3 separate regions of the Homo sapiens genome follow, and all the other regions are linked to region 3. Evidence: chromatin contacts called from ENCODE Hi-C or POLR2A ChIA-PET data. All regions are on one chromosome and are shown on one strand. The core of a region is the stretch at or near the end of the contact, and the rest is flanking DNA. Distances in the headings are between cores, read along the strand shown.

Region 1 (4,162 bases), core at 546-3,045, 4.7 Mb after region 3:
ACTCCCTCACAGGCAATGGTTATGGTTTCAATAGAGTAAGAGCTTCTTTGGTGCAGTGATTCTATTTCAGCCAAAATTATAATCCCAACTTATGGCAAATAATAGGTGCTCAACAAATCTTCACAGAATAAATGAAATACTTTAAAAATAAACCTGAAAGATGAGAAAGACATCATGCACAACACCATGAGGTGACATTTGTTTCTTTGCACTGTGTAGACTAAAGCAGAAGGGTCGCCCTCTTTGTGCTTATCTTTAATATATTATCCACATCATATGCAGACTCAAGCATGAAAACTTCTGGTCCCTTACGAAATACTGCAATAACTCAGGTCAATATAGAGCAGATTTTATATTTTAAATCCTTAGGTGTATTGCCCTAAACAGACTCACGTGTAAGATGAAATTCTATGAAAGCAAGAACTGTGTCTACGTTATTTAACACTGTTATTCACTGCCAATATTTGCCTAACATAGAGTAGGCAGCAAATGACATGTGCAAAGGCCCTGAAGCCCGATAAAGTATAGTGAAGAGTGACTTTTAAGAAGGCCAAAGTGACTGGTAGGCAGAGAGCAGAGTGTCATATCCAATGGGGTTGTGAAAGCAGGTAGGGTCCAGATCATGCAGGATCTTGTAGGCAATGTGAAGTTTTGCCTTTATCCTAAGAGCAACAGAAAGCCATGGAATATTTTTAAACAGGTGGTTGGCAGAGTAAGGAGAAAGGAAAGGGACATAATTATATTTGCATTTCACGAAGATCTTACTCTATGGTGTGCAGAAGAGAATGGTAGTTGAGGGAAGGGAGAGAAGGTGGAAGAAGAGTTAAGTTAGGGTGTAGAGTGAGTGTAGGCCAATCAATAGGCTATTCCAACAGTCTATTAAAAAGATAATGGTAGCTTGGTCCAAGGTAGTGGAGATGAAAAAAAAAAAAAGTGGGCATATTCCCAATATACGTAGACAAATCAACAGGATCTGAGTTTGGGAATGAGAGAAAGGAAAACACTCAATGCTTCTGAGCCTCAGTTCTTCATCTGTGAAGCTGGGCTGTTATTTATACTCCATCTGTATAATATCTATCTTGCAATCTGCTGTGACAATGATATGAAATAATTTAAATATTATGCACTTAATACAGTGCCTGACCCACAATAAATGCTTTTTAAAATCTCTGTTGCCATTATTATGGTCATCCCATGGAATGGCAACTACCAGAAGCTGAACATCAAAGGTAGAGAGGAGCAATGTAGTTAAAGATTCATATCCACAGCGCTAAAAGACACAAACTGTTATCAGCCGGTCACGGAGACAATTGTTCCAAAGAAACACAGCTGACTGCACAGATATTTCATCTAAGCCGATCTCAGTCCTCAGAGACCATTATGAGAAAGCACAGCTGGTATGATCACAGTCATCTGAGAATCCGGTAAACTGAGGCACAGGGATGGCGACAAATTTAACCAAGGAATAGATGCAGAAGAAGGACAAGGAAATGGGTATCTTGCTTCTCATTTTTGAGCCGATCCAACAAGACTCGGCCTGCATCCTGAAGAGCACGAATTTGTAACATCCCCTCTAATATCTCCAGGTCCCTTGCTGACAAGGCCCTGTCATCCCTTAGTTTAACACCGCGCATCCGCTCGCCATCAAACCAAGCCCTTCCGGTTCCCTGATCCTTGCTCACAGCGCACGAAGATCTCCAGGCCCCGGGAGCCCGACATACCTTAGCTTCGCGCTCTCGTTCCTCGGCAGTCGGGGTGCGCTTCATGCTGCCACTAAAGCCGCCTTCGCCACCGCAAGCTGCGTAGATCCCTCGCCCTGGACCCCGCCTCCTGCATGTAGTTCTCTCAGCGTCCTGCTCCCGTCTGGAGCTATTCTCCCTCTGAGTAGAAAAAACTACAACTCCCAGGATGCACCGCGGCGACACCCGCGAGCGCCACGGGATTTAGCACAGGAGAATTTCCCAGGTCCGACAGCTGGAAGAGCGTAGTCCGCTACCCCGCGAGCAAACAGGCTAGAGTCCAAGGAGAACTACATTTCCCAGGAGGCTACGGGAGCCTGCCATGTTTCTCCCGTGCTCCTCTCGGCCAGCCGCCCGCCACGCTGTCGGCGCTATAGCAACGGTAGCTAGCTGCAGGGCCAGTGGCACGGTGAGTACCCGGGAGGATGGGGGAGGATGAGGGTGGGTGGAGGTTGCTGACCCTCCCCACTGCAGCGCGGGCCGGGGTCCTAGGGTCCGCTCTGCCGCCTGGAGAAGGCCCTGGAGTTGGCCCTGGAGTTCTGCTGGCGTGAAAGCAGCCCAGCCCAAGACACCTCCACATCCTCAGGCCTGAATCACAGGCCGCCCTTTATCCCCACGTCCAGGACCAATTTGAAATGTTATATCCCAGCCATGAAGGTGAGAGTTGATGCTGCTAATTGCCATCTCTATCCAGATCCTGCAAGTTGTAGGTCCCTAACACAGTTTGCTCATTTGCCCTGGATTAGGAGTTGGTTGGTAGACCCTAAACCTCCTGAGTGGTCTATTGTTTGCTTAATTATATATTATTTGTTTATCATGTGATTACCTCCATAACTTGCTAGCTTCATAAAGGCGGGGGTTTTGCTTGCCATTTTAATCTCAGTACCTGATATTCATTTATTCATTCAATAAATATTTTTTCTTTATTCTTTTTTTTGTGTGTGTGACAGGTTCTTGCTCCGTTGCCCAGGCTGGAGTGCAGTGGTAAGACCTCAGCTTACTGCAAACTCCTCCTCCCAGGTTCAAGCGATTCTTCTGCCTCAGCCTCCCGAGTAGCTGGGATTACAGGCGTGTGCCACCACACCCAGCTAATTTTTGTATTTTTAGTAGAGACAGGGTTTCATCATGTTGGCCAGGCTGGTCTCGAACTCCTGGCCTGAAGTCAGCCGCCCGTCTCGGCCTCGCAAAGTGCTGGGATTACAGGTGTGAGCCACCACGCACAGCCAATCATTCAATAAATATTAATGTTGGTTCCCACCCTGTACCAGGCACTGTTCCTGAACAGTTGTGAACAAGACTAATACCCGTCTCAAGATGTTTATCCTTTTTTAGTGGAGACAAACAATAATTTTATCTGATAACTTCAGATAGAGGCAGTTGCTATAAGAGATACAAGCCATGCTTGGTGGCACGCACATGTAGTTCCAGCTACTCGGGAGGCTGAGGTGGGAGGATCACTTGAACCCATGAATTCAAGGCCAGCCCGGGCAACATAGCAAGACCCTGTCTCAAAAAAAAAAAAAAGAAAAGAAAAGAAATAAACAGTGAAGAAATGTAAGGAAGACTACTCTAACATAGGATGGTCAGGGAAAACCTGTCTGAGGAAGTGAACTGAGCTCCAAAGATTAAGGAACCAGCTAATACAAAGGCCTTGAGCAAGACAAGGGTATGGGGGGTTCGAGGAAAGTAAAGAATAATGTAAGTGAAGCATAGTGAGCAAAGAAGGATAACATAAGATGGTGTTGGAGAGGCATTGCAGCATTGTGCAGGGTTTTTCAGCTTCTACACTATTATTAACATTTTGGGCTGGATAATTCATTATTATGTCTCCTAAGCACTGTAAGATATTTAGCATCATCCATGGCCTCTACTCACTAGATGCCAGTAGCATCCCGCTTCCTTGTTGTGACAACCAAAAATATCACCAGACACAACTATTAATACTTTCAACTACCACCTTAAGTGAGTTAACTAATCTGTGTCTCAGCTTCCTCATTTGTAAAGCAGGAATCATTTGAGTAACAGCCTCACAAGGATATGGTGAGACACTTCATTCCTATAACAGAACACTTAGAACAGTACCTGGCACATAGTAAGCGTTCAATGAATGTTAACACCATCATCATCATCATCATCATTATTATTTTTAAAGTGACCTTAACTCTGTCATGGAAAACTAATCATTTTCATACACGGGCCTATGTGTCAACAGGATCCTAAAAATTGACCTTTTCTATAGGAGTACTTCCAAAAGAAGTAGATGATCTCCCAAGGATTTGTCTGTTAGCTGTTTCTGTAAAAGCAAAATGCAATGGTTCTCCACCATTTGCGAGTTGTAATAAAAGTTATGAACCCTCTTTAAAAGATATTGCATATATACATATACATACAAAATTTGGTAAACCATCTCTGGGTTCACAGAC
Region 2 (4,584 bases), core at 1,255-3,754, 5.0 Mb after region 3:
TGACAAAATGGAGCGCGAAGCTCTTTTAAATAATTTATGCAAAGAGTAGACTCTGTGCCTAGTTTATCTTTGGTCCTAAAAAATATATGTTGAAAATTCCATAATACTAAAAAAGTTATCCTCAAAATTAACATCTCATGGTCACATCTTCTAGGGTCAAATAGATCTGGTTTCAAATTCCGGCTCTGCCATACAGTAGCTATAACACAGTGGGGAAATTACTTAACAGTCTCAGAGGCTGCATTTTCTTGGCTGAGGACTGTGAGAATGAGTTACAGGTTAAAAATGCACAGAAAATACAAGAAATCAAGTTAAAATTCCATAACCAGTATTCTGTATTAAACATCATAAGAGCTTTATTTTCCCTTGCACTCCCATGAGAATGACATCCCATATTGTCACAGCGTACCTCACTGTAAGCCCCACAAGAGCAGGTTTGCTGCTCTATATCCAGCACCTAGAACAATGTGTAGCAAGTAATAGGTGCTCAAGAAATATTTGATGAATATTTTACTGAGTAAATCATTTACTGAATAAACTGGGCTAAGAAGCTGAAACTAAAGTCTCAGTAATCAAAAGAATTGAGTAATCAAACATGTTTTCAAAAATAATTTACTAACCAGCTATTACGTGATACTTGCTCATGTATCACTAGACTTCATACAACTTAACTGCTATGAGTTGAAATACCTCAAATAAATGGCGATAATGCTTGTTCTATCTGATTTACAGGATTATCTTGAGGGTAAAATAAGAGCTTGTTTGGAAGCCTTTAAGGCCATTTACCAAAAAAAAACCCAAAAAACAAAAAACAACATAAAAAGCCAACCAGTCCTTCTCTTTGCCAGACTACAGAAAGGCACTGAGAGATGAATAGGAACATAGCTTACTCAGCCAGATCATGTAAATATACAAAGAGCTTAGTAAACTTGAAAACACTGTCCATATGGGTGCTTTATGTGCCAGAAACTACATTATTGCCTTATTTAATCTTCAGAACAGCTCTGTGAGGTAAACACAAATATCTCCAGTTTAGAGATCACCATACTGAACTTTTCCAGCGGTTTCAGGTCTGTCGGGTTCTAAAGCCACCATACACTATCTTCTGCAGACCTAACAATTCAAAGAGGGAACTAGTAATTGAATTAAAATTCTATTAATGCAAATACAAATTAAAAATAACCTCACTCATCAGTACACATAGCCAAAAACATCATATTTAAATAATACCTTGGTTAGGCTTTGCATCCTGGACCTATTTGCCCGACTCTTTCTACAAATTAATTATAAAACGACTTGAGAAATCAAATGGCCTCAGGTTTAAATGCCACACACACAGTCAAACAGCTGATAAACAATCCGTACTTCCGTGTCACTTCCCATTGGCCCATGAAGGGGAGGTGCATACAAAGCTGACACTCACTGGCTAGAATGGCCATTTTTCTCATCTGCAAGCCCTGTCCGAAGGCTGCGACCTAACACACCCGGATCGCAACAACAACAGGAGTCCTGTGCAATGCCCGGGGTGACCAAAAAGCCCTCGAGGTAGCCACAGTCCTGATCCTAGTGACAAATGGGGGCATGTGTCTACATCCGGGTCGGCGGAGGGCTCATTTCATCTGGCCTGGGGGGAAATGAGTATTAATTTGTTTACACAGACGTAAACACAGCCCAAAACGCATCAGCACGTTGACTCAAACGCCCGCAACGCCAGGGCAAAGGCAATTTGGTTAACAGGGGGAAGCGAACAGACGGAGACGCCTGGAGACCCAGGTGCCACAACCCGGTTAATCGCGGTGCAAATAAGGGCAAGTCCCCTCCCCTTGTCCGTGTGGTCTTGACAACGACACTAGTTCATTCTACTAACAAGGCGGGCGGGGGGTCAGATGGGCCACACACACCCATTTTCCTCAACGGGACCCCAGCGCGATCTCAGCCTTGCTGTGCTACTTTAGGGCAAGACGCGTTCCCCATTCGGAAGCCGCAGGAAAGCGCGGCGAGAGCGGGTTAGCCCTCGGAGCGGCTAAGAGCCTCGGAATAGCGCAGAGGAAGTCCCCACCCCTCTCGGGGCTGGGAGCCCGCAACCCGCCCGAGAGTCTCTCGAGGCGCGCGACGCGGCTCGGAAGGCACCGGTTCACGCCAACTAGGCCGGAAGCGCCCCTCCGCCCGCGAGCGCACCTCCAGCGTGTAGCTTTCGCTCATGCTGCGGTAGCTGTCCCAGGCCTCGGCCCGCGCCGCCTCGTCCATGTTGAGGCGGCTGCACAGCTCGTCGAACCGCTGCTGGATCTGAGGGGTGGGCGACTCGGCAGGCGGCGCGGCGTCTTCCGCCTCGCCGTCGTCCTCCTCCTCCTCATCCGAGGCTGCCGCCGCCGGAGGGGGAGGCGGGGGCGGTGGCGACTGGTCACCTCCCGACGGCATAGCGCACCCCTGGGCGGCCGGACCTCAGGTGAGGTGAGGGCCCGGGCCCGCAGCCATTCAAACGGCGAAGCGCCCGCCCGTCCGCCGCCCGCACCGCGCCTGCGCCGCCGCAAACGACGCTGACCGCCTGCAGGCACCCGTAGTCTTGAGCACGGGCTGCTGGGAAACGTAGTCCAGGCCGGCGGTTCAAGGGGGCCAAAAATCATGTTTAAAAAAATTAGCTCCCCTAGTTTCACCAGGGGTGAAATAAAAGCACCTTCCCCGCATTTTAAACACGTACCTCCCCACCGTGAGAACATTCAACAGGGCTGTACTGACGAGAAAATGTCCAAAAGACACTGACGTGTGAAGGTTTCGTATCCAGGCTGTTCCCAGAAGTAAAACTTCCTCATCGCCTGGATATCCTTATCTAAAAAATAGGGATAATAGCAAGGGCCTGTCTCTGTACGTTCACGAAACTGCCTTTGCAAAAATCCTAACAGTGAGAAAGTTATGACAGTGCAAGGGATCTGACCTAAATGACTCCACGCTTCTCACTTCCGAGCTGCCCTTGTTCATTCCTGGGCGAAGACCTAACTAACTACAGGAGGAATTTAATTTCTAATTTCACTTTGAAACAAAGATTGTAACAGTCCTTTCCAAAAACAAACCCCATTCTTGCCTGGGGATCAGTCTGCCTTTGTAGAACTAACAAATTAGCCACAAGATTAGAAATTATGATTTAGGAGGCTTGCAGCCAGAGGCTATAAGATTCCTGACCTCCCCAATTGCTCTCAGGGATAACATCACTATTGTAAAACCTAAGATTGGTGCTGGAGATACTTTTCAGACCGCGCATTCCGATGCACTAGCTGGCGCCACTCAGACCATAATCTGGCTCAACAAGTTCTGCAATTCCACTCAGTAACAGAAGACAGCAAGAGCCCACTTCAACCCCCTGTGATTTCACCTCCCACCTGACAAATTAGCATTCGCCAATCCCTGGCCCCCTACCCGCCAAGTCATTCTTTAAAAACCCCAGTCTCCGAATTTTCTGGTAGGCTGATTTGAATAACCAAACTCCTGTCTGCCGTTCAGCTGGCTCTGCGTGAATTAAACTTTTTTTTTTTTTTTGAGACAGAGTCTGGCTCTGTTGCCCAGGCTGGAGTGTAGTGGCACGATCTCGGCTCACTGCAACCTCCGCCTCCTGGGTTCAAGCGATTCTCCTGCCTCAGCCTCCTGAGTATCTGGGATTACAGGTGTGCGCCACCGCACCCAGCTAATTTTTGTATTTTCAGTACAGGCAGGGTTTCACCATGTTGGCCAGGCTGGTCTCGAACTCCTGACCTCAAGTGATCCACCCACCTCGGCCTCCCAAAGTTCTGGGATTACAGGCGTGAGCCACCGTGCCCAGCCAATTCATTTTATTTCCAATTCTCCTTTCTTTATTTTAATTTTTTAAATTGCCAATCCTTGATTTATAAATGGGCTTGATATAAAACATTTTCCAGATTGAGGAGCAATCTGAGGATTGAGCAATTTGAGGATTCAGAAGGCATTACTGTTTTGCTATTTTTGTTTTGCTTGGTGGGATATGTAAACTGACAGAGGGAAAAGTGCTGGGACAAAAGTAGGGGCTTATGGAAGGTATAATGACAGGCGGGAGGACAGGAAATGGAACTCTGAAGATAGGAGAAAATCAGGTAGACAGGTAACAGGATATTTCAGGAACAATTTTGAGACAATGGAACCCTCTTAAGAAAACCTTAGTAAAATTCACAGTAATCAGCAATGCTTTTGGAGTTGGCTAAGTGATGAGTCTCAAGGTGACTATGGGGCAAGAACAGAAGTTGAACACAAATGGTTTAGAAGTATCTTAAGTATATAGGCTGGACGTTGTGGATCACACCTGTAAATCCAGCACTTTGGGAGGTCAAGGTGGGAGGACTGCTTGAGTACAGGAGTTCGAGACCAGCCTGGGCGACATAGTGAAACCCTGTCTCTACAAAAAATAGAAAAATTAACCCAGAGTGGTGGTACACGCCTGTAATCCTAGCTACTTGGGAGACTGAGGTGGGAGGAACGCCTAAGCCTGGGGAGTCTGCAGTGAACTGTGACCATGCCACTACAGCTTGGGCAACAGAGACCCTGTCTCAAAAAAATAATAATAAATAATTTGGCAAGGCG
Region 3 (4,494 bases), core at 715-3,214:
GAGGAGGCTGCAGTGAGCTGAGATTATGCCACTGCACTCTGGCCTAGATGACAGGGTAACTCCGTGTCAAAAAAACAAACAAAAAAACAAAACCAAAAACAAAACTACCCCCAAACCAAAGATTTCCAACTGAGGAACATTTTACAAAATACCTGACCACCACTCCACAAAACCGTCGAGGTCATTAGAACAAGGAGGTCTGATTAATTGTCACAACCAAGAGAAGGCTAAGGAAACATGTCTACTAAATGCAGTGTGGTATCCTAGGTGGAATCCTAGAATAGAAAAAGGGCATTAACTAAAAACTAAGGAAATATGAATTAAGTATGGGCAGCATAGCGCCATGTTTACCAGTGTGTATGGGAACGAAATCCTCATCTGCTAGGATGAAGTCAACAGATAATGTCTACATTAAAAAAAACAACCCAACAAGGTAAGTTTAAGAATATTATTTAGAAATATGAAGATGAATCTTGAAGACACCACTAAAAAAGGTACATGAGCCCTGTGGACTTGGAGGGGGAAGTGGGAAAAGGAAGGCAGGACCTGCTATTTTTTTTCTTATAAATCTTTTGGTACTATTTGACTTTTTTTTTTTTTTTTTTTGAGATGGAGTCTCACTCTGTCGCCAGGCTGGAGTGCAGTGGCACAGTCTCGGCTCACTGCAACCTCTGCCTCCTGGGTTCAAGAAATTCTCCTGCCTCAGCCTCCAGAGTAGCTGAGATTACAGGCGCCGGCCACCACACCCAGCTTTCTAGTAGAGATGGGGTTTCACCATGTTGGCCAGGATGGTCTGGATCTCTTGACCTCGTGATCCGCCCGCCTCAGCCTCCCAAAGTGCTGGGATTACAGGCGTGAGCCACCGCATCCGGCCTATTTGACTTTTAAAACGTTGGTTATGTATTACTTTGATAAAAATTAACTTGAAACAAACAGACCAAACAATAAACATCGTTCTATACAAAACTTAGGTGAAACAGGATATCCAAATTAATCATTACAAGCCATGTTCCTGGGACAATTTTATATTTGAAGCCATATGGCCTTGGGTTCCGAATCCCAGCTCACCACTAACTGAAGCCCTGGCCAAGTGACCCAGCCTTTCTGGTTGCTGAAGGATTAAAGGGAAAAGCTTACTCCCCACACCCAACCATGCTGCCACTAAGTAAGCCTCAGTAGGGCTTACTGATCCTGTCATCATTATGGAGGAATGAATTTAGCAACTTGGGGTTCCTACTTATCACATGCTCTTACAGAACCCAAAGCTGTTTTAAGGCAAACATGATCAGAACTCTAATTCTTAAGTATTCAGCTGGAGCCAATCTTTAAGCATTCAACACACGTTGCATGGGGTAGGGGGAAGACACTAATTTGGACAGTTTCAAAAAAGAAATCAATGTTGGAGGCTGCCTGGCGACCTAGGATAAATGTAGTTTCACCACAGATGGCGAACAAGAAGTCTGGAGACCACCCCGAGCGCGAAGGGACCCCCGCGGAGTTTCCGAGAAGTCGTTAGCGCCTTCGGCCCTGGCTCCTCGAAAACTACAAATCCCAAAGGGCAGCGCGCCCCGATGCGGCGTCCCAGGGCCGAGGGGCCCGCCGGGAGCTGCAGTCTTTCCGGGCAGGACCCCGCACCCAAAGGCTCACCTGTGGGACCGCGTTGTCAGTCTCGGCGCCTGCGCTCCGCTCCAGGAAGAAAGCGCCAAGGCGAGGCATGGCGGTCTCCGTGCGCACCGGCAGCTTCTCGTGGGACATCAGGATGTCGTCCAAAGAAAGAAAGTTCTCCTCAGGCCCCAGCGCACCCGACTCCACTCGGAAATAAGCCTCTGACATGGCGGCCACTTGAGCTTCTCCGCTTCCACTCGCGTGATTCGGAGGAGCCTCAGGAGTTAGGGGTGTACAAGACGGGGAAGCGGAGACTGGGCAGGATGGTTGGGGTCAGGAAAGTGGATTGAAACTCGTTTCCCGCGCCCGGGGACGCATCAGACAGGAGCAGTCAATTCGGGCGGTACCGCCCAGGCAGAAGCAATCGATCAAGTCTGCAGATTTAGAGCAGCGGGACACGGCTGGGGAGCGGTAGGTGGGGGCGCCGGAAGTTCTCTTCCCTCCGCTTGCTGCACGGTGTGGGAACGTTACGAAGAAGCTGGAACGCTCGTTGAAGCTCCTGGACCCATTTGTACTGGATTGTGTTCATGTGATCCTTAACTATTTATATGAAATTAAAAACACTTTGCAACACTTTTAGGGGTTTAAAATAAAAGCATCTTGTGCCCTTCACTCCAGGCCTAAGTCCGACCCTTTCCTACAGTTTTTTTCACTATGCAACTCCGTTAATCTTAGTATTTGAAAGAAATGTTAAACAAACAAAAACTTCCAGCACTATCCCCAGCGAGTTATTATGGTCTAGATGATGAACTAGTGTGTTGTATTTTGTTAGTATTTTGGTGGGGGTTGGACGGGGTGGGTAGAGGGGTGGAGCACTAGACTGCACATGGCTTGCTAAGGTTGTGAGTATACTTCAGGGTGTCTTAGCTCATCATCAACTGACAATCTCCTTTTGTGGCTCTGAATTTAAATCCCTAAAAATGGAAATCCAATTGGTCCAGTTTATTGATTGGTCCAGGTACGCCACAATGGTCATAGATCTCCAGCCACCCTGTAGATGGGGGTGCCTGTGTTGGGTGCGATCACTATCCAGTGACCAGGGGAAGGACCATGGTCGCATAGTACCAGGTTTGGTGGCTCTCCTCAGCCAGGGCTATGGGTGGCGGCATATTGTTGAGAGATGCACTACAGAACTTACTTCGTCTAGAGCATTTCTGGGGCTACTGGAGCCGGGAGTAAAGGGTGTGTGTGAAGGGAGGTGTGTATTAACCATGGATTTTAGTTTCTGTTTTCTGTATTTTATGATGCTTTGACATCTTGGGGCCTTGGGGACCTGGGGAGGAATTGCCCCTTTCAGAGTTAGCTAATTCCTAGAGATAGCAAACAACTTGCTTGTGAACACCCCTTTCATTTACAAACCAACCAACCCAAGCCTATATCCCCACACCATCTTTATCCATCTCACACACCAATATTTTCCCTGCCCCAAGTCACTGTAATAAACCACCCCATGGCCAAGTACCAGACAACTAAAATTCACCTCTATATCCCAGAGCTTGCCAACATTATTCAAATTATTCAATCCTAAGCTTGTTCAGACTTCCCTTCCCTGCTTCGCCCATTCCTTCCCACGGCAATAAAGGCTCTGGGCTTTCTCCTCGCTCTCTCTACCTCCTCATTGACCCTAATACTTTCTCGTGTGGCCGTAGGCACAGCCCCTTCTCTTGAGAACTATAATAAAATTTTCAAAGGCATTGGCCACTAACTCATTGATTGTCATCACCCAGTCACCTTTATAAATGAAATTCTGAGGACAATGAAAACAAGGTGCAGTGGGGTGGAAAGGAATGGCCAAACTGTGGAAAATCTTGGTACCATTCTAAGGAGTTAGGCCATTCCATAGAAAATGGGAGGAAAATGTAAGGCAAATAATAACATAAATCTGGGCTTCAGGAAGAGAATTCCAGCAGTAGATAAAGAAGAGAGAGATTAGATGCTTGGAAGCTGTTCAGTGGGCAGTATTTGGCAACCAATTGGATATAGGAAGTGAAGTATAGTGAGTAGTCAAAAGATTCAAGTTTTGAACGTGGCTGACCAGGTGGATGGACATGTCATGAATAGATACACAGAACACAGGAATAGGGGCAGCTGGAGGGAAGGGATGAGTTCAGTTTGGGACACATGGTGTCCAAGAGCTACTAGACAGGAAGGTCTGCAGCCCAGTGGAGAAAGCAGCCTAGAAGCTTTAGAGAGGAGGCACACTGAGAGGCAGTTATATGAAGGTTTTTTCCTTTTTCATATTTTAAATGTTCAGTTTGTGATACAGTCCAATGTAAAAATAAACACAATCTGCAGTGATAATTTAGAATTTCTCTGATGACATGGAATATATGGTACTGGATGTAGTTTGAGACAGAAATATAATTTGGCTAATTGAAGGCAATGTTATTTACTGCCAAGGAGAGTAAGCTATTTTTTATGCTGATATAATTAAGATAGATGCATACTGATTTATTGATGCCAAAGAAAGGCATTATTTTTGTACAGAGACCACAATACTGGCTCCAAACTCAAATACCACTATTATTTTAATAATACAGTAACAGGCCAATGTTTAACATAAAATCAGATTGCCTTGTTTGTCTTACTTAATGTCTTGGCTCATCATGAAACTATCATTGTGTATATATTGTTCTATTTAAACTGTCCTCTCCTTGAACTAATAAACAAGTGAATAAATCAGAAAAAGGTGAAATTAGTGAATGTTTGAGCTTATGATGCTGAACTGCATCAATTCATTTAACAAAAGTGGCATGTGGTTTTCAAGCATAGATATGTGTTAATAGCTTAAATCCTAAGAACCAGGAGTATTTCTGTTCCCTGAGAAAG

What was found. A loop is a pair of places that touch in the nucleus more often than their neighbours do. ChIA-PET counts read pairs that join two places held with the same protein, here RNA polymerase II (POLR2A). Pooled maps may share reads with other maps.
Region 1: a loop to region 3 is called in a map of naive thymus-derived CD4-positive, alpha-beta T cell, with 18 times the contacts of the local background. The contact joins the promoter of FTO here to the promoter of GINS3 in region 3. A Hi-C loop is called at or near these places in 2 of 168 maps with a recorded cell type or tissue (CD4-positive, alpha-beta memory T cell and naive thymus-derived CD4-positive, alpha-beta T cell) and 8 of 50 pooled maps.
Region 2: a loop to region 3 is called in a map of B cell, with 18 times the contacts of the local background. The contact joins the promoter of RBL2 here to the promoter of GINS3 in region 3. A Hi-C loop is called at or near these places in 1 of 168 maps with a recorded cell type or tissue (B cell) and 7 of 50 pooled maps. POLR2A ChIA-PET finds 5 or more read pairs at or near these places in 1 of 52 experiments (T-cell).

The regions. Positions count from the first base shown.
Region 1 is chr16:53,701,789-53,705,950 of GRCh38, reverse strand. It overlaps FTO (FTO alpha-ketoglutarate dependent dioxygenase), which reads right to left and starts at 1,795. Exons shown (of 9, transcript NM_001080432.3): 1 at 1,722-1,795. The coding sequence starts at 1,766. RPGRIP1L (RPGRIP1 like) reads left to right here and starts at 2,092. Exons shown (of 27, transcript NM_015272.5): 1 at 2,092-2,148. RefSeq lists enhancers at 1,573-1,982, 1,597-2,097 and a silencer at 2,133-2,182.
Region 2 is chr16:53,432,391-53,436,974 of GRCh38, reverse strand. RBL2 (RB transcriptional corepressor like 2) reads right to left here and starts at 2,504. Exons shown (of 22, transcript NM_005611.4): 1 at 2,179-2,504. The coding sequence starts at 2,418. RefSeq lists an enhancer at 1,510-1,619 and a silencer at 2,230-2,449.
Region 3 is chr16:58,389,941-58,394,434 of GRCh38, reverse strand. GINS3 (GINS complex subunit 3) reads right to left here and starts at 1,964. Exons shown (of 3, transcript NM_022770.4): 1 at 1,648-1,964. The coding sequence starts at 1,833. RefSeq lists enhancers at 1,171-1,747, 1,652-2,141, 1,748-2,325.